Linked DNA regions of Homo sapiens: region 2 is linked to region 1. A link is an interaction called in ENCODE POLR2A ChIA-PET data of the cell type or tissue named here. Cell type or tissue: MCF 10A. All regions are shown on one strand. Links, peaks and the distances in the headings refer to the core of each region. The heading gives the core; the rest is flanking DNA.

The links. Peaks named below come from ENCODE experiments on the same cell type or tissue, not always from the same donor. Only the 100,000 strongest peaks of a DNase experiment are listed, where the experiment ranks them.
Region 2: POLR2A ChIA-PET joins it to region 1 with 5 read pairs; 3 of 35 experiments call an interaction of 5 or more read pairs at or near these places.

Annotation. Positions count from the first base shown.
Region 1 is chr6:6,763,980-6,779,189 of GRCh38, reverse strand. All of the region lies in intron 2 of LOC101928004 (a long non-coding RNA gene), which reads left to right. Among named protein-coding and RNA genes, the nearest start is that of LINC03055, 110 kb to the left of the region's middle. In MCF 10A, for the core only: no CTCF peak of the experiment used is centred there; a DNase peak (open chromatin) is centred at 7,489.
Region 2 is chr6:7,252,783-7,267,992 of GRCh38, reverse strand. No RefSeq gene overlaps it. Among named protein-coding and RNA genes, the nearest start is that of SSR1, 53 kb to the left of the region's middle. RefSeq lists silencers at 283-577, 5,459-5,634, 6,758-6,887 and enhancers at 156-657, 5,332-6,123, 6,228-6,367, 6,438-6,557, 6,124-6,915 and 1 more. In MCF 10A, for the core only: no CTCF peak of the experiment used is centred there; no DNase peak of the experiment used is centred there.

The sequences.
Region 1 (15,210 bases), core at 6,083-8,582:
TGGTCTCGAGCTCCTGACCTCAAGTAATCCGCTGGCCTCGGCATCCCATATGTCTTTTAGGATTACAGAATTCACATTCAGTTCCAGGGATGAAGTAACAAACACTAAACTGGCAAGTCCAATGTATAAGAAATAGAACCCACTAACATGCCTGAATGTCCACCCACACCAGCCAAGCAGAACTTCCAGCAGCCAGGCAAATCCTGAGGAATCTTGTGAAGCAGGTCAAGGGGTTGCCTGTCTTCTGGGTTGGGGACCAGGAAAGGCCAACTGGAGAGTCTTCTTGTCCAAGTTGCTGTTTTGTGAGGTTTTGGTGTGTAGCTTGCTTTTTTCATTTTTTATTGTTGTGTAGTTCTCACCTCACATGAGAGACTCCAGCTCTTCTGCTGTTGTTCCAATAGCCTTTGTAATGCGATTACATGGGCAGCTTCTAACTTGCTCAGTCGTGGGGGAGTAGAAATACATGATTGGAACTTCAGGGTAAAGGTGACAGGGTGAACCCATACATCTATAAGAATTTCCCCAAGTTTTAGTAAATGAAAATAAAACGTGACCCACCAGAAAGTATCAGAGAGAGGAAATGTAAAGAGGTCACATAAAAGAAACAGTATTTAGAAAAGCTTTTATTTTATTTTATTTTATTATTATTATACTTTAAGTTTTAGGGTACATGTGCACATTGTACAGGTTTGTTACATATGTATACATGTGCTATGTTGGTGTGTTGCACCCATTAACTCGTCATTTAACATTGGGTATATCTTCTAATGCTATCCCTCCCCCCTCCCCCCACCCCATAGCAGTCCCCGGTGTGTGATGTTCCCCTTCCTGTGTCCATGTGTTCTCATTGTTCAACTCCCACCTATGAGCGAGAACATGCGGTGTTTGGTTTTTTTGTCCTTGCGATAGTTTGCTGAGAATGATGGTTTCCAGCTTCATCCATGTCCCTACAAAGGACATGAACTCATCATTTTTTATGGCTGCATAGTATTCCATGGTGTATATGTGCCACGTTTTCTTAATCCAGTCTATTGTTGTTGGATATTTGGGTTGGTTCCAAGTCTTTGCTATTGTGAATAGTGCCGCTGTAAACATATGTGTGCATGTGTCTTTATAGAAGCATGATTTATAATCCTTTGGGTATATACCCAGTAATGGGATGGCTGGGTCAAATGGTATTTCTAGTTCTAGATCCCTGAGGAATCGCCACACTGACTTCCACAATGGTTGAACTAGTTTACAGTCCCACCAACAGTGTAAAAGTGTTCCTATTTCTCCACATCCTCTCCAGCACCTGTTGTTTCCTGACTTTTTAATGATTGACATTCTAACTGGTGTGAGATGGTATCTCATTGTGGTTTTGATTTGCATTTCTCTGATGGCCAGTGATGATGAGCATTTTTTCATGTGTTTTTTGGCTGCATAAATGTCTTCTTTTGAGAAGTGTCTGTTCATATCCTTTGCCACTTTTTGATGGGGTTGTTTGTTTTTTTCTTGTAAATTTGTTTGAGTTCATTGTAGATTCTGGATATTAGCCCTTTGTCAGATAAGTAGGTTGCAAAAATTTTCTCCCATTCTGTAGGTTGCCTGTTCACTGTGATGGTAGTTTCTTTTGCTGTGCAGAAGCTCTTTAGTTTAATTAGATCCCAATTGTCAATTTTGGCTTTTGTTGCCATTGCTTTTGGTGTTTTAGACATGAAGTCCTTGCCCATGCCTATGTCCTGAATGGTATTGCGGAGGTTTTCTTCTAGGGTTTTTATGGTTTTAGGTCTAACATTTAAGTCTTTATTCCATCTTGAATTAATTTTTGTATAAGGTGTAAGGAAGGGATCCAGTTTCAACTTTCTACATATGTCTAGCCAGTTTTCCCAGCACCATTTATTAAATAGAGAATCCTTTCCCCATTGTAGAAAGCTTTTCAATGATATTGTTGGAAGGTAGGGGATAATCAAGCAATGCTTTGAAATATCTAAAGGAAAACTAATTCCATCCTGGAACTCTATGCTCAAACTGTTACTTGAGTGTATGGGAGAATAATACACATTTCCTAGATATGTAAGGCTCAAAACATTTACCTCTCATGTTATTCAAGAAGCTATTGGAGGATTGGCTTCTCCAAAACAAGGAAATAAGAAAGAAGGATGCATAGAATGCTAGAAAAGGGGGAATTAATACATGAAAAAGGTGGAAGGATCTTTCAGACATCCTGGGAGGACTGCTTCACCCTGGGCAGAGAGGGCAATCATTCCTGATCTAAGACATCAGAAACCTCCAGAAGAGTCCCAGATGGCCCAATAACCTGAAAATATTGAGAGGTTTAATAGGTGGTTGAGAATTTGGGATTGGATTAGTGGAAGGTACAGAAAAAACTAACTAAGCAAAAGAAAGAGAATGATTATTAACTTCTAGAAAAACACAGTTTTTAGGAAAGAAAAAGTCATCATAGTATACTATGTGGCTCAGTTGTGAATGGCATCTTCACAGTCATGGTAATGTAAGCAGTGGATAGTGATCCAATTAAACTTAATAACAGAAAATATTGGTGAGGTGGGAGATCAGCAGGACTTGTTTTCTGAGCACTTGTTCCAACCCTGCTGATCAAACAGGATCTGGTCAAAACAGGATGTTTAAAGAAACTGAACAAAACCAGCTAAAACCAAGATGGCAACAAAAGTGACCTCAAGTTGTCCTCACTGCTTGTTATACGCTAGTTATAATGCACTACATGCTAAAAGACACTCCCACCAGCACTATGACAGTTTATAAATGCAATGGAAATGCCCAGAATTTACTTTATATGGTTTAGAAGGGGAGGAACTCTTGGTTCCAGGAGCTCCTCACCCCTTCTCTAGAAAATGTGTGAATACCCTGCCCCTTATTTAGCATATAATTAAGGCATAGTTATAAATACAGCTAGCCAGCAATCCACAAGTGCTACTCTGCCTATAGGGCAGCCCTGCTGTGTTTGTGGAGCAGCCATTTTCCTATACTCTGTTGCTATAATAAACTTGCTTTGATTTCACTTTATTTTGTTGGCATGCTCTTGAATTTTTTCCTATGTGAAGCCAAGAACCCACCTGGGCTGAGCCCTAATTTTGGGGTTCACCTGTGTCATTGATGGTAGGATGGGAAGACATGGAAGGTATGTATAGGAGTGTATGTTGAGGATGTAATATGAAAGAGACCCAAATGGCCATCTTCCAGAGTTGGAAGTCCATAGCAAATGCCTAAAGCTTAAAAAGATCAAGAAATTACAATATAAGCATGTTATTTAGAGAAATGGAGATAGGTACTCAAAGCCTTCACTAAAAGAGTTGGCTGTTGTTGCTCCACATAGTGGTTAATGAGAGGTGGCTGACAGCCTGCCTTCTTTTTTGTAACAGGGCTAAAAACTGCACCAAACAGGAGCCTATTCTCTGTAATATTTTGTCTATGAAATTCTGGAAGAATTCTTCTGACCTCATCACTATAGGACTTCATGCTCTGGGCCAGGGGTCACAAAATGGTGCCATAGTAGTGGGTTTTTTTATGACTCCCATAGTTTTATATTTTTAATAAAAATATTTGAATTTATTGAGAACAATTACAAATCAGGAGATTTACAGGAAAATACCAATTTCTAATTTCCCTTGAAAGAAATCAGAAGATTCATGAAAACAAATGCCTGCCCAACAACAGCAGCTGACTGACACGGGGACAGAGCTGTGCCCCTCAGGCAGCCAAAGGCCCCACCTGGTACTCACCTGCTCCCCACCTTCCCCCACTGGCGTTTTTGGTTACGTGCCTGGCCTCTGTAGGCATTTGCATACAGGTGTCAAAATACTGCTTTTCCTACTTCACCTTTTGGAAGCACTATAAGGGATTTTTTTCTCTCTTTTCCTCCCCATTAATTTTCTATTCCTTCATAAGACAAGTATTATGCAATCTATTAGGGATAGTGTAGCAGAGAGAGTTCAGTCACTGCAGTGAGAAAGAACCAGTTACGAATCCAGATTCTACCAAGTTCTGTGACTGTGAGCAAGCCACTTAATTTCACTGTACCTCAGGTTCCTTTTGAGTTGAATGGGTCATATAATTGTTGTTGCAAGGGTTAGGCATGATAATTTTCATGAAGTTGATTGCCCACTCCATTGTTAAAAGCCACAACACCTAAAGCAAATTATTAAATAGATAATAGATTTGATTAAATATCTTCAGGCAGATGTAGGTATTCCCAAAAGTTTTTTCATCTCTAAGAGACAAGACAAGATTCTGATCATCTAAGGGTCTTGGCCCATGGCTGTTCAATGCTGTGAGTGGGTATAGTCTAATTGTTTAAGTAAGTTGATTTATTGGGGAAAAGAGAATGCTGAAGTTTAAAGTTTCAAGCCTAGAACCCATGGACCCTTTAGTTAATCAGTTTCCACAAATATTTACCAAGGGTCTCCTGGGTTTCAGACACTTTAATGGGCTTCAAGTAAGGTACATGTTGTTGTTGTTGTTGTTGTTTGAGATGGAGTTTCGCTCTTGTTGCCCAGGTTGGAGTGCAGTGGCGCGATCTCGGCTCACTGCAACCTCTGCCTCCCGGGTTCAAGCAATTCTTCTGCCTCAGCCTCCCGAGTAGCTGCGATTACAGGCATGCGCCACCACGCCCGGCTGATTTTGTATTTTTAGTAGAAATGAGGTTTCTCCATGTTGGTCAGGCTGGTCTCGAACTCCCGACCTCAGGCAATCTGCCCGCCTTGGCCTCCCAAAGTGCTGGTATTACACACGTAAGCCACCGCGCCTGGCCAGTACATGCTTTTTTCTAAGAGGAACTCAGAGTTTAATGAAAAATGCTTATTTATAAAGAGACATATGACTAGTTGTGGCAGTAAGAATTTAGAAAAGAGGGAGACTTTTTAACTGTGTGATTCTATACGTTCTAGAATGTGCTCCTGGATGTTGTCAGGACTTACTTCCTGGGCTTTCTGCAGAATAGGATCAGCAGTTATCGATTCACAAAGGGTCAGAAGATTGCTTTATGTGGCCCTATATTTCACAGAATTTTAGAGTTGGCATCTTTAAAATAATAACAGGGAAAATGCTGGGCCATCCGCAGATGTTCAACAAATTCTTAGAATATGTAAGCAGGAAGTCAATTTCATCAACTCCGATCCATCAAAAATGATTTCAAATAAGAAGGGCGGCGCTGAGAGACTGAGTGACTAGGTTAAGGTTACACAGCTTGCTAATCAAGCAAGGAGTGCACAGAAATGACTAGTCTATTGTAGGGAGGAGAAGAAAATATCTTTCAGATTTGCCCTGGAAAGAGAGAGAAAAGATCTTCCACTGCCTTCTCTATGGTGATGGCTGGTGTAAGGAACACCTGCATCCTACCTAAGTATTTAACTTGAGACACGTGAATCCTTTCATTTATTAACAAATATTTGGGCTGGGCAAGGTGGTTCACGCCTGTAATCCCAGCACTTTGGGAGGACCAAGGCGGGCAGATCACGAGGTCAGGGGATCGAGACCATCCTGGCTAACACTGTGAAACCCTATCTCTACTAAAAAATATACAAAAAATTAGCCAAGCGTGGTGGCAGGCGCCGGTAGTCCCAGCTACTTGGGATGCTGAGGCAGGAGAATGGCGTGAACCCAGGAGGCAGAGTTTGCAGTGAGCTGAGATCGTGCCACTACACTCCAGCCTGGGCGACAGAGCGAGACTCCGTCTCAAAAAAAAAAAAAAATTGTGGAGTGCCTACCTGTGCCAGGTACGGTTCTGCAAAGCCCTCTGCCCAGCAAAACAGAGCAAGAGACTGGCTCTCATGGAGCCTGCAGTCTAGCAGGGCTGGTGGCAGAGGCAGCTGGGGCCAGCCACAAACAAGGGATGCAATAAATATCACGGTACTGTGTATAGCATGGTACGAGGTGGCAGGTGCCATTGGAAAAAGTCAAGTAGAGCAGGCACAGTGGATGTTATGGGTTTCTGTCCAGACCTCCTCTTCAGGATGAAGATATCCCCATCCCCGAGCTGCTGGGATATCGGTGGCTGGTGAATCACAGCTGCCTCCCTCAGCTTCTGGAAACAGTCTTGCTTACAGTTATGCCTTTCCCAGGGTGAAGCCCATGACCAAGTCTGCCTGACCTGGGATATAAGGCCCAGCCCCTTTCCTCAACTGGAGACACTCTAGGGCCTTCCCAGCTCCAGAGCTCCCTGTAAGGCTGGCTCAGTCCTCAGTGGCAGCCAGCCAACCACATGGGGTGCCGGCTTCTCTCTCCCGATCCTGCCTTCCCAGCTTCCTCACAGGTGTGTGCTCCCTGAGCACCCCCCAAGAGCCTGCTGCATGCCTCTCTCTCGGTCTCAGCCTTTTGTTCCAGGGAACACGATCCTAGACAGCAAGATAAGAAGATCAGGAGGGAGAGGACGACAGCTTGCCTATTTTAAACAGCACGGCCATTGTAAACCTCATTGGGAAGATAACGTTTGGGAAAAGCTTGAAGTCATGAGAAAAATTTTAAATTGATAAAAACATAATTTAAATGTTTCTGTTGCTTTTGTCTTTGGTTGCTTATGGTGAAAAACCAAGGCAAATGTCTCTTTTATCAGGAAAATACATTAATGGGCTTAAAACATAATGTGAATGAAGAGATTGAAGCCTAGCAAGGTATATGGCTCAGCACAAAAGAAGGAGAATTCTGTGATTCCCCTCTGGCAGCCCTAAAGAGAAGGGGCTGGGGCCTCCAGAGGGAAGAAGGTATAGGGCAACAGTACTTGAGAGAGGTGAGGACCCCAGCAATCTGATAAGAGGCCTGGACCCAGTGCCAAGAAATTGGCAATGATTTCTAGGAACTAGAGGTCTGATATTCTATTTCGAGTTTCTCCCTGTACTCATGCATTGGCCATCATGCATAATGCCACATCATCTTGGGGAATCTGGTGGGAAGAGAGGTGCTTTGTTTGCACCAGGTTATTATGAAGAGAGGGCAGAGGCCTAAGGCTCTCCAGCACCAAGCTGGAGTCAGGTGTTGTAGCAAGAGGCAACGCAAAAAACTGCCTGGACCAGACCCTCCCTGGATGGTTAATATTGGGACTGCTGGTCTCTGTGCCGTCCTGTGAGATTATAGCGTGCATATATTTAATTGACTATTAAAGGAAGAGGAGCGCCATATGGCTGTAAAACCTGGGGAGATTTAGGTTACAAAAGAAGCATGCTCATTTAGAAATCTTACACATTCAGAGGTATTATCCATCTCTAGCAATAGCAGAGTGAAATAAACATATTTAAGTAATGGCAACAGCAACAAGGAAGACTTTTAAGCACACTTTCAAATTTTGCATTGAGAAACGTGGTGAGACCTTTCAACTTTCTGTTTCAAAATCCAAATGTATTCTGATGAAAGCTCTTTATTCATGAAAATTTTTGTGCATGTGACTAGGATTTTACTCTACACATCTCAGACAAAACTCCTTTCATTCCACCTGCCATTGGGCAATGCTCTCCAAGGGGAGGAGGAAGCTCCTTCCAGAGTCCTGCCAGACATCAGCACAGGCCCTGGGGCAAGAACTGGTCACCTCTGCCTGTGCTGGGTGGAGAGCAGAGGAGTTGGATGAGGAGGGACATCAAATTTAAGGAACAAAATCAATTGACCCTGTTTTGGTGCTAACTTTTCCTTGGCTGGTATTCTATGTCCAGAGAAGCAAATGGGGTGGTCCTGTACCTTTCCCAAATGGTCTCTCCTCCTCCTCCTCCTCTTTCTCTTCCTCCTCCTTCTTCTTCTTCCTTTTCCTCCTCCTCCTCTTCCTCTTCTTCCTCCTCCTCTTCCTCCCTCCCTTCCTCCTTCTCCTTCTTCTTCCTCCTCCTCTTCCTCCCTCCCTTCCTCCTTCTCCTTCTTCTTCCTCCTCCTCTTCCTCCCTCCCTTCCTCCTTCTCCTTCTTCTTCCTCCTCCTCTTCCTCCTCCTCCCCTTCTTCTCCTTCTCCTTCTTCTTCTTCTTTTTTGAGATGGAGACTCACTCTGTCACCCAGGCTGGAGTGCAATGACACGATGTCAGCTCACTGCAAACTCCGTCACCTGGGTTCAAGCGATTCTCCTGCCTCAGCCTCCTGAGTAGCTGGGATCACAGGCATGTGCCACCATGCCCAGCTAATTTTTGTATTTTTAGTAGAGACGGGGTTTCACCATGTTGGCTAGGCTGGTCTGAAACCCCTGACCTCAGGTGACCCCCCAACCTCAGCCTCCCAAAGTGCTAGGATTACAGGCGTGAGCCACCGCGCCCTGCCCAAATGGTCTTTTCTTATCTGAGTTCCATTCTTTAAAAGTAAACTTAAAAAAAAAAAAAGCCTCTTATCATGAAGACGTATGTGGGCAGGTAGAAAGGATTTTACAGGATACTTTTTGTAATGCTTCCATACAATATAAAATTTAACATCTTAACCATTTTCCAGCATATAGTTCAGCAGCGTTAAGTACATTCATGCTGTTGTGCAACGAGCACCACCATCCGTCTCCAGAGCTTTTTCATCTTCCCAAACTGAAGCTCTGTACCCATCAAACAATAACTCTCAGTTGCCCCTTCCCTCAACCCCTGGCAACACCCATCCTACCTTCTGTTTCTGAATTTGGCTCCTCTAGGAACCTTATATGAGTGGAATCATACAGTATTTGTCGTTTTGTGACAAATACTTATTGGCTTATTGCACTGAGTGTAATTTCTTCAAGGTTCATCCATGTTCTAGTATGTGTTAGAATTCTCTTCCTGTTTAAGGCTGAGTAATATTCCATCGTGTGGATAGATCACATTTTGCTCATCCATTCACCTGTTGAGAAAAACTTGGTTTGCTTCCACTTTGGACTATTGTGAATAATGCAGCTATGAACAAGTGTGGACAAATCCCTGGAACAGTTTTTGTAATTTGCTTTTACTTCCCCAGGGCAACTTAGGACTTGACAGATTTTGAATATGAACTTACTTTCCTTCCTTGAGACTAGATAGATTTAAGATTAAGTGTTTTTAAAGGGGGCCTTTTCTTTGACTAAGTATCATAGAAAGTAATTTGGTGTCTGGTGCATGGTGCATTGCTTCTCTGAATGAATAATTCAGACATTTCAAAACACTAGTGGATTTGAAAATCAAATTCACACAGAGAGGGTGAGTTGTGAGAAAAGGATAGCATAGGCACCATGATTCAGGTTTGGGGTTCTACAGACTGACACCAAGAAATCAAATGAGAATAAATTACAATTCAGCTGTGAGTGTGCAACACACACACACACACACACATGGAAGCAGCTAGTTTAAAAGTCAGGAAAGCCCACAATTCTAGCTGCATTTTGTAGACTACCTTGAGGTTTGAGCTTTTACCTTATGGTAAGACAGGTGGAAGGAGTTGGGAATAAGGATCTGGAGAGTTGAACCTACTTGTGCTCTCCCACCTTGTTGCCTGATAGTGTACCTTAGATAGTTAATGGCAAGGCTTCCAATGGGCCAGATGAGGTTGCAGAGAATTTTCCATTTCACACTACAGACTGTCCTGTTGACCCAGCCAACAGTATCACAGATTAATGTCACTGGCCAATTGAGAGGACACTCAGCAGGCATGAGTGCTTAGGGCCTCTGGAGCCCAAGAGCCAAGAGCAGGACCCTCACCTCCTGGATGCCATGGCAGCTATCCTTTCCAGTGGCCTCTCGCAGGCTACATGGCCTCTCATTTTTGCTTTTCCTTACACATCTGCTCTTGTTTTTTCTCTCAACTGACTTCCTTTGTTTACTCACTTTGAATATAGCTCAATAATGCCACCAAGCTTGATTTTCCAATGCTACCTTTATTGACTATCGAGTTCATTGCATCTGCCAGTGGTGTCTGCATACCTCGGTTTGAAACTTTGAGCATCTCATTGACAAGCTTTGGAACTCATTGCCCAATCCAAGTCATCTAATACCCTGGGTGGATGGCAGTGGAAGGAAGGTAGGAAAGGTAGGAGGATGGTGGTGGGAGCCCTGTGGCGTGTAGGACTACCTACCCTTCTCCCTTTATTTTTTATTTATTTATTTTTTTTTTTTGAGAGGGAGTCTCCCTCTGTTGCCAGGCTGGAGTGCAGTGGCGCTCACTACAACCTCTGCCTCCCGGGTTCAAGGGATTCCCCTGCCTCAGCCTCCCGAGTAGCTGGGACTACAGGCACGCACCATCATGCCCAACTAATTTTTTTGTATTTTAGTAGAGACAGGGTTTCACCATGTTGGCCAGGATGGTCTTGATCTCCTGACCTCATGATCCACCTGCCTCGGCCTCCCAAAGTGATGGGATTACAGGCTTGAGCCACCATGCCTGGCCAGGACTACCTACCCTTCTTAGAGACGTCGGCTGGGAGCCAATAAACAAGTCTAGAGCACTGACTGAAAGCACGTTGGACGAAAGAACAAATTGGTTGAAAATGAAGAGAGAAACATCCATGCCCTCAGCTCACAACGTGGTCCTGTTTAGCTTCCATCCCTCCTTGTGTAATAGTGGCCCTCTAGACATGACTCACTCATTGGAGAGACTGTAAAACATCCATAGAAATAAATCATTGTGATTTTGTTGTTCTTTTATGGAAGGCCCTTGGTTACATTAATTAATTAGCCAGTTAATTAACTCATCAGCCTCCAAATGTGTGTTGAGCACTGACTATGTGCCAAGCACTCTGCTTTGTCCCTTTTGCGTCAGTGTACAGAGGCTCTTAGAGTGCTGGCTACATTTAGCTTGGGAACTAAGACAAGAGTCCCGACACCTGGTAAGAGTTTACCTGTCTCCCAGGGACTCTCTAGGAGCTTTTATATGTTATCATTTTTAATCCCCTGGCAATTCCAAGTGCTAAGTATCATATTTTCCTTGTTGTAGGAATAAATCCGAGGCTCAGAAAGGTAAATAGCTTGCCCAAGTCACACAACCAGCAAGTGACCATGAGTGATGCCCTAGATGGCCTTTGGCAAAATTTGTGCTTTTGGTACTCCACAACCCTTGGCAAAGCTATGAATAGAGGTGGATGTGCTAGAGACGTTTGATTGAAACATACACCCTGTAGGTAGGTCTGTAACTCCCTGAAATAAGTATAACCCAGATATGTCCATTTTAAAGTGAATTTTTAAAAATACTGGCTGGGCACGGTAGCTCATGCCTGTAATCCCAGCACTTTGGGAGGCCGAGTCGGGTGGATCACCTGATGTCCGGGAGTTCGAGACCAGCCTGGCCAACGTGGTGAAACCCCATCTCTACCAAAAATACAAAATTAGCTAGGCATGGGGGCACATGCCTGTAATCTCAGCTACTCGGGAGGCTAAGGCAGGAGAATTGCTTGAACCCAGGAGGCACAAGTTGCAGTGAGCGGAGATCGAGCCTTTGCACTCCAGCCTGGGCGACGAGAGCGAAACTTCATCTCAGAAAAAAAAAAAAAAAAATACTGTGCCACTCTAATGATTTATCTGGAAGGAACAAGGGAAAGGGGTTCCTTTCTGATTGTTTCTAATTGTTTCCATTTTCTTGATGCATCCTAAAACAACAATGATATGTTCCATGCCTGTGTCCCTACCAAATCTCATGTCGAATTGTAATTCCCAATGTTGGAGGTGGGTGGGAGGGCCTGGTAGGGGGTGTTTGGTTTATGGGGGCAGATCTGGAAAGTAAAACATGGAAATGTGCCTGAAAAAAAACAACAGTATTCTATCTTTTAAAAAATTAGAGAGTTTACACTGGTTAAAAAAATTAATTTATTGGCCGGGTGTGGTGGCTCATGCCTGTAATCCCAGCAGGGAGGCCAAGGTGGGTGGGTCACTTGAGGTCAGGAGTTCAAGACCAGCCTGGCCAACATGGTGAAACCCCGTCTCTACTTAAAAAAATACAAAAATCAGCTGGGTATGGTGGTTGGTGAGTGCCTGTAATTTCAGCTACTTGGGAGGCTGAGGCAGGAGAATTACTTGAACCCGGGAGGTGGAGGTTGCAGTAAGCAAAGATCGTGCCACTGCACTCCAGCCTGGAAGACAGAGTGAGACTCCATCCCCCCCTCCAAAAAAAATTATTTATTTAAAATTTTCTTTTAAAATTCTTGGAATGAGTGATCGATGAACATTTGAACATTATGTTAAATTCATCTTGGTCTTATAATTAAATTACCTTTGTTATCACCTCCTTTGTTCTTAACAGGAAATTATATTCTCCATGCTTTCTCTGTCTGAATTTTCCCTAGTTTTCGGTTCTATCAATTTATTTAAAACTATTTTCATATTCTCTCTTACACATGAAGATACACAGGATTTAAAAATAATTTAGTAGTTTTAAAAAAATCTGAGAGTAAATTAGAATGTTAAAAAGAATTTTTCATGTTGGTATTCTCAATTCAATTAGTAAAATATGCCTATAATATTTCCTAATCCAAAATAGTTATAGATTAACTGTCTTGAAATTTCAGTATGACTGGAATGAACTTCACAACCTGAAGACAGCTAAGGTTGCAAAGCTGGCACTCAAACCTCAGTGAGGCTTGGGTTCTTGTCAACTCCTGAGTCAGCACTGGAGGTGCAGATGGTCACTTGTACAGGACTAATTGTTTCTCTCTGCTGCAAGATACGCAGAACCTTTAAATGCCGGAATTAATACAGGGTTTTTAAAGAAAAGTTGGAAAATACAAGTTGAAAGGAGAAATAAATCTCTGCTAGCAGGAGGCAAGAAGCCCTAACTGTTTCTGACATGGCTCAGAAGACCCTGCACCTGGATGGCCGCACCACCTCACGCTGTCCAAGAGAGGTATGCCCTGGCCAAAGGCTTCACTCACTTCCCAGTCTGTCACGAAAAAGAACCGCATGTTTTCCTCTAACACAAAGGTCAGCAAATTACAGCCTGTGGGCCACCTGTGTGTATAAGGCCCATGAACTAAGAACAGTTTTCTTACTTTTAAATGGTTGGAAAAAAATCAAAAGAAGAATATTTTATGAAGATAGAAATTATCTGAAATTCAAATTTTAGCGTTTATAAACAAAGTTTTTTAAAATTTTTTTATTTTATTTTTTTGAGATGGAGTCTCGCTCTCTCTCTCAGGCTGGAGTGCAGCGGTGCGATCTTGGCTCACCGCAAACTCTGCCTGCCAGGTTCAAGCATGCCCGGCTATTTGTATTTTTAGTAGAAACAGGGTTTCACCATGCTGGCCAGGCTGGTCTCGAACTCCTGACCTCGTGATCCGCCCGCCTCGGCCTCCCAAAGTGCTGGGATTACAGGCGTGAGCCACCGTGCCCAGCCTATAAATAAAGTTTTATTGGAACACAGCTGCGTTTGGTCCTTGGCTTGGCTCCTGTTAAGGGCCTCAGGGAGCCTCCAATCATGGCAGAAGGTGAAGGGGGAGCAGGTGTCTCACACGGCAGGAGCCAGAGCAAGAGAGAGAGTTGGGGTGGGAGGTGTCACACTGTACAACAACCAGATCTTGGGAGAACTCATTCACTATTGTGAGGATCGCGCCATGCCATGAGGGATCTGCCCGCATAACCCAAACACCTCCCACCAGGCCCCACCTCCAACATTGGGAATTAGAACTCAACATGAGATTTTGTAGGGGCACAGACACAAACCTTATCAATGTTGTTTTAGGATGCATCAAGAAAATGGAAACAATCAGAAAGGAACCCCCTTCCCTTGTTCCCTCCAGATCTCCTGGTCTACCCACATCTATGCCAGTTCTTTCTGGTCTTTTCTCCTGCTATGATGGATGAAATTTCCCTGCTTCTATCAAGGCCAAATCCTACCTTCTCTGGATTCCATCCTGCTTGCTTTTCAGTAATCTCTCTTCTTTTTCTCTCTTTCCTCCACCATCTCTTTTATCCTTTCTACTAGATCATTCTTACCAATATTCAAGTGTGCTCTGAAATCATTCCCTAAAATAATTCTCCCTTGACCCAGCTGGCACAGCTCTAGCTCTGGCCTGTTTCTCTGATCTGCTCCAAGGGTCACTCATGTGTGTCATCTATGGTCACTGAACCCACTGCCTCCCCTCCCATTCTTCTCACTCTTACCACTCCACTGAACCTGATCTTGTAAGGGTCACCGTGTTGCCAAAACCAGAGGAAGCTTCTGTCTTAGTCTGTTTTGTGTTGCTATAAAGGAATATCTGAGGCTGAGTAATTTATAAAGAAAGAAGGTTTATTTGGCTCACAATTCTAAGAGCTGGAAAAGTTCAAGATTGGGCATCAGCTGTGGGCATCAGGCTCATGGCGGAAGGTGAATGGGAGGGGAATGTGCAGAGATCACATGGCACATGAGGAAGCAAGAATGGGGGAGGTGCCAGGCTCTTTCCAACAGCCAGCTCTCTCTGGAACGAATAGAATGAGAACTCCCTCACCCCAAGGGGGGCATTAATTAGAGGTTCACACCAAGACCCAAACACTTCCCACTAGGCCACACCTCCAATATTGGGGATAAGTTTCAGCATGAGGTTTGGAGGGGACAATTATCCAAACCATAGTAACTTCTCACTATTTCTCAAACTTTCAGCAGCATTTCATACCATTACTGTTTTCTTTTGTCTTAAATTTTTTCTCTTGGTTTTGGCATGCCATACTCGCCTAGCTTTCCTTCTAATTCACTATCTTTCTTTCTTTCTTTCTTCCTTCCTCCCTCCCTTCCTTTTTCTCTATCTTTCTCTTTCTTCTTTTAGGGACAGCTTCTCATTCTGTCATCCAGGTTGGAGTTCAGTGGTGTGATCTTGGCTCACTGCAGCCTCAACCATCTGGGCTCGAATGATTCTCCCACCTTAGCCTCTCAATTAGCTAGAATTCCAGGCACATGCCATCATGCCCAGCTAGTTAAAAAAAGATTTTGTGTAGAGACAGGATCTTGCCCAGGGTGGTGTTCAACTCCTGGTCTCTAGTGATCCTCATGCCTCGGCCTCCCAAAGCACTGAGATTACAGGTGTGAGCCACTGTGCCTGCTGTCATTTCTTTACTGGCTCTTTCTCCTGAGCCCAGTCTCTAGTTCTGCTGTGGGATGCCTTTCTTCTCTGTGTAGTCTGTCTACATTGTTCCATACTGTATCTTGCTTTAAAAGCCATCAACATGCAAGTGACTTCCAAAATATTTCCAGCCCTGATGCTTCCCTGACAGGCAGACTTCAGAGCCTCTTGACTCCTTACTTGACATCCTCACTGGGATATCTAACAGGCATTTCAAACATAAAATTGTCTAAACAGAACTCTTAATTTTCCACCACACACTGCATGTTCTCACTCATA
Region 2 (15,210 bases), core at 9,983-12,482, 480 kb before region 1:
CAGTGCTCACTTGCCACCTGACAGAGGCACACACGTGCACACAGAGTCACAGGCAGAGAGAGGCATCGCACACTCAGCCTGTGAGCCACACGCATCAGAACCACCCAGAACACACACACATACCTACTCCAGCAGAATCTCAGGGAGCCGACCCAGGAAGCTGCATTTTAAAACAAGCTCTACATGGGAATTCAGAGATTGACAGTGTGTGTGTTGGGGGCGGGTGGTAAGCCTCTGTCAGCCAGCGGGGGTGCGGGGGCATTCAGTGATTTGCAGGCTGGGCCTGCCAGGATTTGCCCCTGGCACATGAGTAATTGTTGCACTTCACCACACAGCACAGTTGCCTGCAGGACTTGTCCACACACAGACTGCTGGGCTCCACCCCCGAAATTCTGAGTCAGTCGGCCTGGAATTGGGCCCAGAATTGCTTGCTGATCAGTTCCCTGATGGGTGATGCTGGTACAGGGGCCTCTGAGAAAAAGATGGATTGGAGAGAGATGAGGCATCAGCCAGACTGAAGGAAGCCCTCACTGGCTCTCCTGAGACTGAGGTGCCGGGACAGTCGCAATATTTGCAGCACTTTGATTTGACCAGATGTGCCTTTCTCTTCTGTGTGCCCATCCTTGGTTTCAAGCCCGGCCTGTGACAGTAGTATGGTATTCTGGACATATGACAGACACCCAGTGCCCCGATCTGAAGATGGGTGAGCCTGGGTCACGCCGCCCAGTGGTCCCCGCCAGGGTCCCTTGCTCAGGGTGATGCCATCTCCTAAGCGGTGCAGCAGAGACCTGTGGCTCTGAGGCCACTTAGGAGCATTTCTGGGCATCCATGCAGTGCCTTGATTCCAGCACCCAGAAATGCTTCCAGTGTTACCAAGGTCACAGGTGGAAACCCCAGATGTCCCTTGGAAGGCTGTGCTGCCATCACCCGTGGGGCTTGGTCACGTCCTGGATCTAGGGGTGATCATTTATCAGCAGGCTACACAGGATTGGAAGAAGGGCCCCTGGGAATGATAAGTCTGTTCCCAGTAGGAACCCAATGTACCACCAGCAAGGAGCTCAGCACTGTGCTCAAGCCCAAAGGCACAACCAGCTTCCAAATCCCATCTTTGCAGGTCTATGGCTGGGACTACTCATGGTACCAATGCTGTACCAAGCAAGAGAGGAAACCACATATTAATTTGAATGGGGGAAGTTTGACATAACTGTAACAGGTTTAGAGTAGTGAGGGGTTGGCTAGTAAGAAGTCAACTCCAATCATCTAGGAAGAGCAGCTATAAGAAACAGCCTCTCAGCTGAGATCCTGCCACTGCACTTCAGTCTCTGGGCGACAGAGCAAGACTCTGTCTCAAAAAAAAAAAAAAAAAGAAACAGCCTCTCATCCAACCGCTCCTCCACCCCACCTCGAGCCCTCATTTGAGAGAGCACTGCCCCGACTCACCGAAGGGCTGAGAAGTTGCTGTTGGTGCCAAAGCAGTGGGAGTTGCTGGATATCCAGCTCTGGGGGGGGCCAGAGTTAAACTGTTCCTGTAAGAGAAGTGCCTTCCTGGAGGAAGTCAGCCACAAACTGCTTGAAGAGGTTGGAGGAAGCTGCTGGCTGCTGGGTGCTGCTGACCACCACGCACTGCAGGAGCCTGGTGCTGGAGGGTCCATGAGCATGGCAGGAGTCAGCCAAGTGGACACATAGCACAGGAAGAAAAACCTTCTGGCCGTGTCCTATCACTTCTCTCTCTGACAAAACCTAACACCATGTCAGCACACAAAGGAAACATGTCTAAAGGGGCCAGATCCATTTTCTCAAAGCAGGCAATGAAGGATGAACTTGGAGCTGTGTGGCACTAAATTGATAAGGGGCACAGTTCCCAAAGATTGTCTGGTCCTTGACAGTAGAGTCCAGGGTGTGGGAACTTGGCAAACCTATTATTTGATCGGAGGAGCAGGAGAATTGGAAGGGGCCTCAAGAGCTCCTCTGTCCAGCCTCTCACCACTCCCAATACAATACCAATCCTCTTACCAAGGCCACACAGCTCGGAGGGGTGGGAGAGAGGGACTGTACCACCTTGTTCTCCTTGCCCTCACACTCTGTCCTTCATAGGCTTCTTGCCATTAGATTGAACAGATAAACTGGTAGCATCCATTTTACAGATAGGCACCCAGAGCTGAGAAACCCCCTTTAGACGAATAAATATTCCCAATCAAAGAGAACTCAAGACACCCTATCTAGTTCTAGGACAGAGGAATTTCCTGACTTTCCCAAAAAAAACTCCATAACTTTTCTTGTTTCTCTGAATTCCATAAAGATATTTTAATGAAATGTGGGGACCACACTGGGCACAGTGGCTCAAGCCTGTTATCCCAGCACTTTGGGAGGCTGAGGTGGGCAAATCGCTTGGGATCAGGAGTTCAAGACCAGCATGGCCAACATTGTGAAACCCCGTCTCTACTACAAATACAAAAATTAGCCAGGCATGGTGGCGGGCGCCCATAATCCCAGCTACTCGGGAGGCTGAGGCACTAGAATCATGTGAACCTGGGAAGTGGAGGTTGCAGAGAGTCGAGATTGCACCACTGCACTTCAGCCTGGATGACAGAGCGAGACTCAGTCTCAAACAAAAAAAGAAAGAAAGAAATGTGAGGACCAGCCAGCGTGATTAAAGCAGTGCTTTCCATACCTGGTATGGTATTGTAGGAGCCCAGTGAAGATTTGTGGATTTGATTTATAACTTGCCCAGCACAGGCCTTGGACCTTGGACCTTGGGTCATGCGTTCTCCCGTGAGCAGTAAGAGAAGGGTTGTCATTGCGATGGTTGTGTCGGTCCCTAATGCTGATGGAGAGTGTCCTGTGTGCTGTGCCCGCAGCATCTCATGAGACTCCATAATGAAAAAGCCCTGTCATCATCCACTTGTCTGTCAGCTGTATCAGGAACATGCAGAAAATCCACCAGGGCAGTGCACTAGTCAGGGCTGGATGCCACAGCAAAGCCCTCTGTCTGGGGGGCTTACACAGTAGAGACAGATTTCCTCACTGTCCGAGGAGCTGGAAGCCCGAGAGGAAGGCTTCGACAGGGTTGGTTTCCCCCAGGCCTCGCCTTGGTTTGCAGCCGTCTCCTCCTGCCGCGTCCTCTGAGTCTGTGTTACAAGCTCCTCTTATAAGGACACTCGTCAGATTGAATTAGGACCTACCCTGATGGCCTCACTGAAACTGAATTACCTTTGTAAGGGCCCTATCTCAGATACAGTCCCATTCTGAGGTAGTGGGGGCTTCACCGTATGGTTTTGGCGAGACTTAGCTCAGCGTAGAGCAAGCAGTATTTCCTACAGACTTGGCTATCTATGTGGATAAGGGCTTTGCATACTACTTAAGAGTTACCATCTGAAGTTGAAGCTGCCCTTCCTTACCTCGTGATCTAGTTAACTTCATCTTCAGACAAACATGTAACACCTGCAACCCCCAAGCTCTTGAAAATACTTGAAGCCCCATCCCCTTCAGTTTGTATAATTCTAAGCAGGTTCTTAGAATTAGAAAAGCTTCTAAGCCTCTCTCTAGTATCAATAAAAAATAAAACCTGAGCTCCGGTCCCAGAATCCTCCGGCCTTCCCGGCATGTGGTGTGATGATGGTGTATACCAGGATCTTGTTCAACAACTCTGGGACACAAAGGGGACCCATGACTTTCACAGGCAAGCATTCCTGTGGTGGGCAGCAGGGTGGAGGAATATTGCGAGTTTACGGCCCACTCCCCCGGCTCAGGTGGGCAGCAATACCAAGACAGGCCAACAAGGGCATCGCCTCGTGGGGCCCCGCGCCCTGAAGTGCCCTTTTTGCCCAGATCCAGGACACCCCACGGCCTCTTAGAAAAGGAAACGTTTGGGCCAGGCAAGGTGGCTCACGCCTGTAATCCCAGCACTTTGGAAGGCCGAGGCTGGTGGATCACCTGAGGTCAGGAGTTCGAGACCAGCCTAGCTAACATGACGAAACTCCATCTCTACTAAAAATAACCAAAATTAGCCAGGCGTAGTGGCAGGCGCCTGTAATCCCAGCAACTTGGGAGGCTGAGGCAGGAGAATCACTTGAACCCAGGAGGCAGAGGTTGCAGTAAGCTGAGATTGTACCATTGCACTCCAGCCTGGGCAACAAGAACGACACTCCATCTCAAAAAAAAAAAAAAAAAAAAAAAAAAAGAAAGAAAAAGAAAAAAGAAAGGAAGAAAAAAAGAAAAGGAAACATTTGGCTGAGCGCGGTGGCTCACGCCTGTATTCCCAGGACTTTGGGAGGCTGAGGCAGGTGGATCACCTGAGGTCAGGAGTTGAGACCAGCCTGACCAACATGGAGAAACCCCATCTCTACTAAAAAGCTGGGCGTGGTGGTGCATGCCTGTAATCCCAGCTACTCGGGAGACTGAGGCAGGAGATCCCTTGAACCCGGGAGGCGGAGGTTGTGGTGAGCCGAGATGGCGCCACTGCACTCCAGCCTGGGCAACAAGAGTGAAACTCAGTCTCAAAAAAAAAAAAAAAAGGGAAGAAAAGAAAAGGAAACGTTTGTGCCTGCAGATGACAATTGTGCATATTATGTGGAAATATTTAGACAGGTCAATTTAGGGACACTATGAATCCTTCCCTCTATAATCAGATGTAAAATTAAGGCTATTCTTTTCCCAGCACTATAAAATGACTACGGTTGACATTGTTTGAGCCACCTCTTTTGAGAGTGTTGCATTGTCCCCACATGTCCCTGGGTATAGAAGACTGAGGGTCTATCTCAGTGTAGCCCTTAGGTTCTGAGGGAGGCTTGGGGGCTATCGCTTTAGGGGCTCGACTCATCTGCAGCTCTGTAGGCACTGTGTGTTCTGGGCAGTGGGCATTTTAAACCCATATGGGAGATGAAGATGACTGAGGCCCAGGGCTGCTGGATCGCACACAGAGAGTGAGGTGAGGGCTTGGACTGGGGCCGTTTGGCTCCAAATCCCATAAGCTGACCACACTATCGCACTCCCAGGGTACCCTTAGATCAGCCAGTCCCAGCCCTCCTTGCACATTAGAAAGCTCTCGGGAGCCAGGCCGGGCCCGTTGGCTCACGCCTGTAATCCCGGCACTTTGGAAGGCTGAGGCGGGTGGATCACTTGAGCTCAAGAGTTCAAGACCAGCCTGGCCAACATGGTGAAACCCCATCTCTACTAAAATTACAAAAAATTAGCTGGGTGTGGCGGCGGGTGCTTGTAATCTCAGCTACTCGGAAGGCTGAGGCAGGAGAATCGCTTGAACCCAGGAGGCGGAGGTTGCAGTGAGCTGAGATCATGCCATTGCACTCCAGCCCGGGCAACAGAACAAAAACTCCATTTCAAAAAAAAAGAGACATAGACTGAATAGCTAAAAGGTATTTGGTGCTGGGATAAGTTTTGGATGGTACACAAAAAAGAATAATTGCCTCCATCCTATCCTTCGGGATCTGAAAATCTAGCTGTGGAGACAGCTCAGCTTATTTTTAAAAAGGCAAATGTGCTCCAATGTATCGTAGGAACCAAGCGAGTGAACACCAGAGAGCTGGGGTAGTCACAGGGGGCCTCAAGGAGGTGGTGAGACTGAAGCAGCAGAACAGGATTTGGAAGAAGGATTTAGGATTTGGAGGGCTTTTTAGGGGAGGGCCAAAGAGAGGACAGGTGTGCCCAGGCATGCCCCGGGGGTGTGAGGGCAGCTGGATCCCAGGGTGTCTGAGAGTGGTCACCTGAGGGCATGCTCATTGGTGGGTGTGGCCATCACAGGACATGGCTACAAGGGGCGTGACTATCAAAAGCAGAGCCATTCAAGGTCGTGCCCATCTGTCGGCGAGGTCACCAGGGCCGTCTGTGGGCGTGGTCACCACAGGGCGTGGCTGCAAAGGGTGACAGATGGTGGTCATGGTCGGATGAGTTGGGAGGCAGAGGGTGGGCTTGGGCCTGTTTGGGAAGCAGAGCTTGGATGTCATTCTCCAAGCCTCAGAGGCCATTGGAGGTGTTGGGCAGGGAGGGTGCATGGACAAAGAGGTGCTTGAGGAACAGTGATCAGATATGTGCCAGCTTCAGCTGTCCTAGCGTCCCCATCCCTAGGTAGGCACTGGGAAGAAGAAAGGCGTCTGGAAGTCCCATCCAAATCCCCCCGCCGCCCCCACCTCGCCTCTCTGGCTTCACTGTGAAGCGGGTCAACTTTTTCCAAGGGCAGGAGAATGTGGTTCCCTGTTGCTTGAGGGGCTCTGCAGGCCGAAGGTAAGAAGTGCTTCTGCCCCTGCGGAAACCGGGTCAAGCTGGCCCGGCACCCTCATCCCTTTTCTACCTGAAGCAGAACTGCGGGTGGAGCCCGCACCGCAAACGCACGGCCTGTCTCTGGTGAAAAGAGCTGTCTTTGGGACCTTCCTCGCTGGGCTGTTCCAGCACTCAAGTCTCAGCGCTGCCATGTGACGCCCACGCCCCCTTCCCCTGTCGCGGGATCGACCCCTCTGGAGCTGCCGAGCGGCTGTCTCACCGCCATCTTCCCTTCTCTGGAAACATCCAAATCCCCACCCACTGCCCCAGGCCAGGCCAATCAGATGCGCTGGCCTGGAAATTCCACAGGCAGCAGGGAGAGCCCCAGAGTCCCCGGGCTGCGCTGCTGCAGAGGGCAGGGCCCGGACTCCGCGCTGCCGTCCTGTGTGTGGTTTTGCTTTGTTCCTTGTTTTTACCTTCTGTCAGCGCATCACCGGAGGCCTTTGGGTCGCCCCTCCTCCCTGGCCACTCCTCTCCCCCGGACCCAGCCCTCAGTCCCTCCCTGCCTCGCCCAGCCTGGCGCACTCAAGCACTTGCCCTGGTCGCTGTTCCTGGACACGCATGGACGCTAAAAGCCAGGCTTTCTCGCGCAGTCCGCATTTTATTTGCAAAGCGAAGCGGGTGCTGCATTGCGGTCATTCAGCCCTGCTGTCCCTTGGTCTCGGCAAGGGCTGCTCTGCCCTTCCACTGCTCTGGGTCCCAAACCAGCTCTGCCCACACCCTGCCCTTTGCCCATCGTCTCAGCCCAATGGCCTGTCTTCACCCTCACCTTCAGGGAACTGGGCTCCCTCTTTTTAGGCAACACTGTTCTCGCCCACTTCCTTTTCAAGCGTCTCACCCTCTGTCCTCTGACGCTTCTTCCCCAGCGTGTCTGTCTCTTTCCTAGGTCCCTAGGTCCTAGGTCTACCCCGGCCACCTTTCCTGATCTCATTCACTCCTACGGCTCCTCCCACAATAACCCCAACCTGGCTGTAGCTCTTACCCGACCCCTGGGCTCCAGACATCTCCACCTGGATGTCTGCAGTGGACCCACAAGTCTTTCTTCTCCTCCTGGAGGCAGCCCCCACATTCTCTTCTTGGGATCCTCCCCTTTTCTGTGCAGGAGGGGTGGGGATATTTGACTTGCCCACTGCTTCAAGAATGACGTGTGACCCAGAGGTGGGCACATGCCTCAGACCAGCCTGAAGTTCTGGTCTCTTGTTAGGATGAGCTGCTGTAGTCCCCAAGCTGGCTGCGCATAAGCTGAGCGACACTGCTGCCTGGCAGGTGCTCTCCCTGAGGAAGAAAGCAGAACCAGGAGATGGGACATGGTGGGCTCGAACATGAGCTTTGGTGGACGTGCATCTAACTAAAGTCACTTTCTGGACTTTTTGTCAATGTGGGCTAACCCATTCTCATTTTTGTAGAGGCTGATCTGAGTTATTTATTTATTTATTTATAGTAGAGATGGGGGTCTTACTTTGTTGCCCAGGGTAGTCTCGAACTCCTGGACTCAAGTCCTGCCTCTGTCTCTGCCTCCCAAAGTGTTGGGATTATAGGCATAAGTCAATGCACCCAGCCTCTGAGTTGAATTTTTGTCACTTGAAGACCTCTGATAGACACCTCCAACAAGAAGGAACCCATGATCTCTGTGTTCCATCAAACTGACTTCTCCACCTGGCTTCCCCGGCATCCTTCATGGCACCACCTCCCCCAATTTCCGGTGACAATGTTGAAAGCTTGAGTGCGCCCCCATTGCAATCTTCGTTAATCAAGTACTGCCAAATGCGATCTCTCCAGTGCTCCTCTCCTCCCCAGCCCACTTCAAACCCTCATTACCTTTTCTCTCTCTCCCCAACTCCTTTTTTTTTTTTTCTTTGAAAGGGCCTTGCTACATTGTCCAGGTTGGTCTCGAACTCCTGAGGTCAAGTGATCCTCCTGCCTCAGCCTCCCAAGTAGCTGGGATTACAGGTGCACACCACCACATCTGGCCCTCGTTACCTTCTGCCTAGACTGTTTGATGATTTCTCTGCTGGCTCCCCGTCTCACACTGTTGCTAGGACGTTTCTAGACCACAGTTCCGGTGCATTCACGGATGCCCTCAAGAACCTTCAACGGCTCCCACCTCCAGCAGGAAATGAACTCAAGTGTTCAGAGCTCTCCTGACTCCCTGACTCGCTCATGCGTCTATTCACGGTCTGCTGTGCGGCGTGTCAGCCAGTGGCCTGCCTCCCCTTCCAGCCGTAGCCCACACCACTCTGATGTGATGGGACACCCCGTGGCCAGCTTCCCTGTGCCCTGAGCTTCTTCCTGGCCCCGGGCCGGCGACGCTCCTCCACCCTGCTGCAACCTGCAGAAATCCTTCCAGGGGCCTCGTTCTATAAATTCTGTCTACATGTCCCCAAGCAGCAGTGCCCCCCACCTCCAAATGCCCTTGATGCTCTGGGCTTGCCACTCCATTTAACAGTGTCCTTCTCGGCTGTTTTCTCCGAAGCGGCTGGAGGGCAGAGTCTGTGTCTCATTTGCCTGAGATTTCCTCCCCTGCTGAGCTCAGGGCCTGCAAATATTTGCTGGGTAGACATGGATGGACAGCCTGACCAGGACGCCTCCTGCTCCCAGCACTGCCCCTCCCCGTCTGGGGTCCTCCTTCCGAGTCATCTGGATACGCCAGCAAGCCTAGATTCTCATCTGCCTGCCGGACTCCCCGGACTTTTTCAGAGATCATTGCAAAGCTCACCGCCATAAAGCCAATCTGCAAACACTTTTCTTGCTTCTTTTTTTAACCTCAATTAAACACACTAAAATACATAAATGAGTAAATAAATAAATAACAGGACAACTTGGTGTGGTGTAATTCAGGTTTGGTAAACAATGATGGTGTTCTCTTCTTACTCGCACCCCCTCCTCTGCCACCTCTCTCACGCTCTCCTGCTCTCTCCTGCCACCCTCCAGGTGCCCTCTCTGACCCCACCTCCCCTCCTGCCCTCACTCACAGTCAGGAAGGCTTCCCATTTCCTCCCGACTTCCCCAGTGGGACCCAAGTCCTTGGGAGTCAGGACAGAAGGTGACTTGGGTGGAGGCAGTGAGCTAGGAAAGAAAGGCAGCAGGTATGATCTGGGCCATTCGGAGGGCAGGGCAGGGGCAAGGAGGCTTGGCTGGCTGGGTGGTGCTCTGGGGCCCATCCACCCTGAACTGGGAGGAAGGGTGTTGCCCCCATCCAGTGAGCATGGGTGGCAGGGGCACTGAGCTGCAGAGGCCACCACCCCAGAGCCGCCAGAGCCACTCTTGACCAAGCACTGAGGACCAGCCTTGGCACAGGCCCTGGGTGGAGAAGTCCCAAGGACACCAAACCCACCGTTAGTGCTGGCTTGACTGAGCCTCCCTAGTGCTGATACCAGATAACAAGTGCAACTGTGTCCAGATCCGAGGGCAGCCGTGGGCGTGAGATTCATGGGAGGGCAGGGCCGCCAAAAACAGGAGTGGCTGGTTCAAAACACTGAACGGGGTCAGGGGCCATTGGTTAGGCCTTGGTATGGAAACAGAATTCTAGGTGGGGACAGACGGGGGCCCCACAGACAGGAGCGTGGAGCAGTGCCATGGGGTCAGCAGGGAGACCCGACAGGACCAAGGAGCTGAGGGAGGTGGGCAGGGTCAGCAGCAGGGCCGGCTTCCTGCAGTGGGACCCCTGCGAGGGCCTGTGCTTGGAGTTCAATGCTCCCAGGGCCCCATCTTGAAACTCTTTACGATACTATCTTTGAACTGAGATTCGTCAGTGAACTCTGATGGGACAATGGAGTGTGCACTGGCTGCCGGGAGCCCTGGCTCCTATGTGGTCCTGCCTCCCTCTCTCTCCTGCCTCCCTGGGACGGGCTCTTGGCCACTCAACCCCCTGCCCTTGCCTAGTGATTGCGGCCCCCTTGGCTCCTGGTGGAGGCCTGGGTGTGGAGGCAGAGAGGGTCGGGTGGATGTGAGATCTCAGGCACCTGTGGACACCTGCATGTAAGTATCCCAATGTCTAAGGTAATGTGGCCTTGGAGAGCCCATTGGCCGGGCACAGTGGCTCACGCTGTAATCCCAACACTTGGAAGGCCGCGGTGGGAGGATTGCTTGAGCCCAGGAATTTGAGACCAGCCTGGGCAACATGGCGAAACCCCATCCTACAAAACATACAAAAAAATTAGCCGGGTGTGGTGGTGTGCACCTTGGTCCTAGCTACTCGAGAAGCTGAGGCAGGAGGATCACTTGAGCCTGAGAGATTGAGGCTGCAGTGAGCTCAGATTGCGTCGCTACACTCCACCCTGGGCGACAGAGTGAGACCGTGTCTCTTAAAAAACAAAAAACAAAACAAAACAAAAACAAACACAAGATGGGCACAGTGGCTCATGTCTGTAATCTCAGCACTTTGGGAGACCAAGAGGGCAGATCACTTGAGGCAGCCAGAAGTTCGAGACCAGCCTGGGCAACATGGTAAAACCTTGTCTCTACTAAAAATACAAAAAAAATTAGCCAATTGTGGTGGCATATGCCTACAGTCCCAGCTACTCAGGAGGCTGAAGCACGAGAACTGCTTGAACCCAGGAGGTGGAGTTTGCAGTGAGCTGAGATTGTGCCATTGCACTCCAGCCCAGGCGACAGAGTGGGGCCCCACATTTTCATTTATCCATATGGATCCCAGCATTATGAGCCAGCCCTGACAAGTGCGTATCAGGAGACCAGGGACCCAAAGCTTCAGGGAGGTAAGCCAGGTGGAGGCAACTGCTCCTAGACTCAGTGCCAAGGTCGAGCCCAGCCACAGGTTCTTAGAAGTTCCCTTTTGGGGGGTAGGTGGTAAAGTTGGGTGGGAGCACCTGTGCCAATGTATGTAGAGGAGTGGCTGCAAAAGCAGGGAAAGAGGCCAGGCAGGAGGCTTGAAGGAAGTTTCCAGTACATATCCTAGATATCAGAGAGTTACCCCAGACCAAACAATGGCTCCATTGCAAACAATTTGCCTTGGTGTTAGCTTGAGGGGCAACTAGAGGTACAACTGAGGGGCAGGAATCTGGAACAGTCTTTAACAGAGCCCTGGTTTGCAAACTTTTCTGGGCTTTAGCAAATTCTCTAGGAATTTGCTAAAAATGTATATGGCTGGGTCCTCCCTCCTGAGATCCTGAATTAGTAGATCTGAAATGCAATTTTTTTTTTTTTTTTGAGACAGAGTCTCACTCTTGTCACCCAGGCTGGAATGCAGTGGCGTGATCTTGGCTCATGGTAACATCTGCCTCCCATGTTCAAGTGATTCTCCCGCCTCAGCCTCCCGAGTAGCTAGGATTACAGACACCTGCCACCATGCCAGCCTAATTTTTGTATTTTTAGTAGAGATGGAGTTTCACCATGTTGGCCAGGCTGGTCTTGAACTCCTGACCTCAGGTGATCTGCCCACCTTGGCCTCCCAAAGTTCTGGGATTACAGGTGTGAGCCACTGCACCCGGCCTGAAATGCAATTTTTAACAAGCAACCCAAAGAATGGTTCTTTTAGTGGGTAGGTGAGTGGGTGGGTTGTACACACAGAGGCACCTGATATGAGCGAGAAAAAATGGTCTTGGAGGCTCTGCCCTAGCTGATGCCTCATGGAGGACAGATGAGCCATCCCTGCAGAGCCCTGCCCAACCCACCGAATCCTGACCCAAAGTTTTGGTGTTCTTCGTCATGCAGCAAAAGAGAACTGGAACAGTTGGGAATTTACTCAGTGACCCTGGGAATATGTATGCCAAATATCTATGTGCCAAATCACAACAGTGCCATGTTTCCTAGAGGCCACGCATTCCTAGTTTTCAGTAACTCCCTTTTCAGTGGACGACACACACCACCCATTCTTGGGGACTTCTGTTTTAGGATTTTTCTGGTGGAGAATTTCATCCCAACAAAAGCACTCAATAGCCAGCTGACCTGGGCAAATCATTTCAATGCTCGTCCCTGCTCTGAAGGAATAAGGATTTTTTTTCCTTCACAGCTCACTGGACTTGGGTGAAGAAAAGAAACAAAAACCACAGGAAAACACTGCAGTGTGCAAAGTCCTGTACAAACACATCTGAGAATGAGGAAGGGAAAAGTGAGGCCCAATGAAAAGAGCAACACTCACCAAATTAACACGGTATTTGAGAAGCGAGATGACTTCCTTAATTTTCTTTATATTTTCCTGAAGCTCCTAAATTTTCCACACTGAGCAAGGCGTTACTTTTACGTAAATTCCCATAAAAGAGTCATGTCAGATCCATGGAGGAAGGCAGGGCTGGGGAGCAGCTGAGCCCCTTGCTGGCCCCACAGCCTGGGAAGCAGATGCCACCGTGGGGACATGAATTCCTGCCCTGACAGCTGGGCAAGACTTGAAGTGGTGAACGGCAAGGGCCAGGGATGTCACTTCCCCACTGGGCTGTGGCTTCCTTCCCCTAACAGTAAAACGGGAAAGGAGTGACCGCTTGTTTCTTATTTAGGACACTGACTCTGGCAGTCTAGAATTGGAGGGGACTCTTTTGTTGCTAAAGAGCAACCTTCAATTACAAGCTTAAAATAAGCCTAGTCATCCTCCCTCACTCCTGTCCTCCTCAGGGAGGTGGTTATGAAGGGGAGAGGCCTGAGCGCTCCAGGCCCAAGGCTTAACACCAGGACAGGCAAGCAGGCAGCTGGCGCTGTTGGCCAGTGGTTGGAGGCCCCACTCGCTCCTCAGCCCTTTCAAAGTAGCCTTTGGAATCCACAAGGATGGCAAACAGGCAGAAACCCCAAACAAGACTCTTGGGGCACTCGGGTTTAGGCAGTGGCTGAGTCTGTGCTGGGGCTGGAGTAGGGACTGTGGAAGGAACCTCTGGAGGGCCAAGATCGGCACTCTCTAAAGCCATATGTGGCTTCTGCCCACTCATTCTGAGATGGATTCTGTCTTTGAGGGGGAGAATCCACAGCCGTCTCTGCAGCCAGCTGCCGAGTCCGCCATCCACCTTATTCTGAACCAAGCTTTGGGGTCTAGACCGGAGCTTCTCAAACTTCAATGTGTGCACATATCCACTGTGGCCCTTGTTCACATGCAAATTCTGACTCAGCAGGTCTGGGTGGGTCAGAGGTTCTCATTTCTTTTATTTTTTGGTTTACGTTTTTATTTTTGTGAAGATGCGATCTCGCTCTGTCAATCAGGCTGGAGTGTGAACATAGCTCACTGCAGCCTTGAGCTCCTGGCCTCAAGCGATTCTCTTGCCTCAGCCTCCCAAAGTGCTGGGACAACAGGCATGCACCACCGCACCAGGTCAACCTGAGGTTGCCATTTCTAACAAGCTCCCAGGGATGCTGATGCTTTGGGTCTTCAGACGACACTCTGAGCAGTAAGGTAACAAGGGACTAGGCCTCATCCTGGGTGCTAGGTCTATGCCGCCAGCTCCCCCATCCCCATGCCCCATGCCCTCCTCCAGTGGAGGAGGCTTTGGTCCAGGGTGGGGATGCTGGATAAGCACCAAGGCCCAGGCAGAGTCCTGGGGCCATGGGGAGGTCACAGGCTGAGCGGGAAGGTAGTGGGATTACAGGGCCAGAGGAGGCCAGGTAGGAGAAGGTGACAAGACTCCCTGGGGTTCAAAGACAGTGCCTGCATCTTGGTGATCTCCCACAAGGCCCTCCTCTGGCTGTTCCCCGCACTGTGCCATGAATGTGTGTGGTGAAGTTCTACCTACTTCCTCACCAGGCAACCAAGGAAGCATTCCCATGAGAAGACTGTAGAAACAATAACGAGAGCCCCTAACATGCACCTTATGTAATTAACTCATAGCATCCACACAACAGTGCCCATGAGGCAGGTACTATCGCTATCCCTTTCTTAGGAATGGTGAAATTGAGGCACAAGGCCATTCACCAGCCCGAAGAGGCAGAACTGGGATTGTCATGCCAGCCAGCTTGTCCCCAGCAACACAGCTCGTGGCCACTTCTTTGTCCTGCATCTCTAACACAGCGCAGGTGGTTGGCTATGTCTTTGGGCGGAGGACCTGAGGTTTGAGATCCGCTTACCCAGGGCTAGTACATCTCCACCTGCCACCGCCCACTCAGGCATGCGGATCCCCCAAGCTCCCACATATAAATGTGTGTTAAATTCTACGTCTTTCAACAGAGGGGCCTGAAAAAGCTTAAGGACCACAGCCACAGCTCTGGTCCTGCAGGGAGGTGGCACTTAGCAGTGTATGGTACAGTGCACTCAATGCATTTTAGCATTATCCACAATCAGCCTCCTCCACAACCAACTTCTTTCAGTGTTCGTTTTTTTTTTTTTTTTTTTTTTGAGACAGTTTCACTGTGTTGGCCCAGGCTGGAGTGCAGTGGCGGCATCTCGGCTCACTGCAACCTCTGCCTCCTGGGTCCAAGGGAGTCTCGTGCCTCAGCCTCCCGAGTAGCTGGGATTACAGGCACACACCACCACACCCAAATTTTTTTGCAGTTTTAGTAGAGATGGAGTTTCACCATGTTGGCCAGGCTGGTCTCGAACTCCTGACCTCAAGTGATCCTCCCGCCTTGGCCTCCCAAAGTGCTGGGATTACAGGTGTGAGCCGCCACTCCCGGCCCAGTGTTTGTTTTTTTGAGATGGAGTCTCACTCTGTCGCCCAGGCTGGAGTGCAGTGGTGCGATCTCGGCTTAATACAAGCTCTGCCTCGCGGGTTCACACCATTCTCCTGCCTCAGCCTCCCGAGTAGCTGGGACTATAGGCACCTGCCACCATGCCTGGCTAATTTTTGTATTTTTAGTAGAGATGGTGTTTCACCGTGTTAGCCAGGATGGTCTCAATCTCCTGACCTTGTGATCCACCCACCTCGGCCTCCCAAAGTGCTGGGATTACAGGCGTGAGACACCGCACCCAGCCCCCAGTGTTGCTTTTTGAGAGCCACTCCCTAGTTATAGGAGTTGAGGCTCTGCTAGGAGTTGGGGCTCTGCTGATTGCTATTTTACCCAAATGTG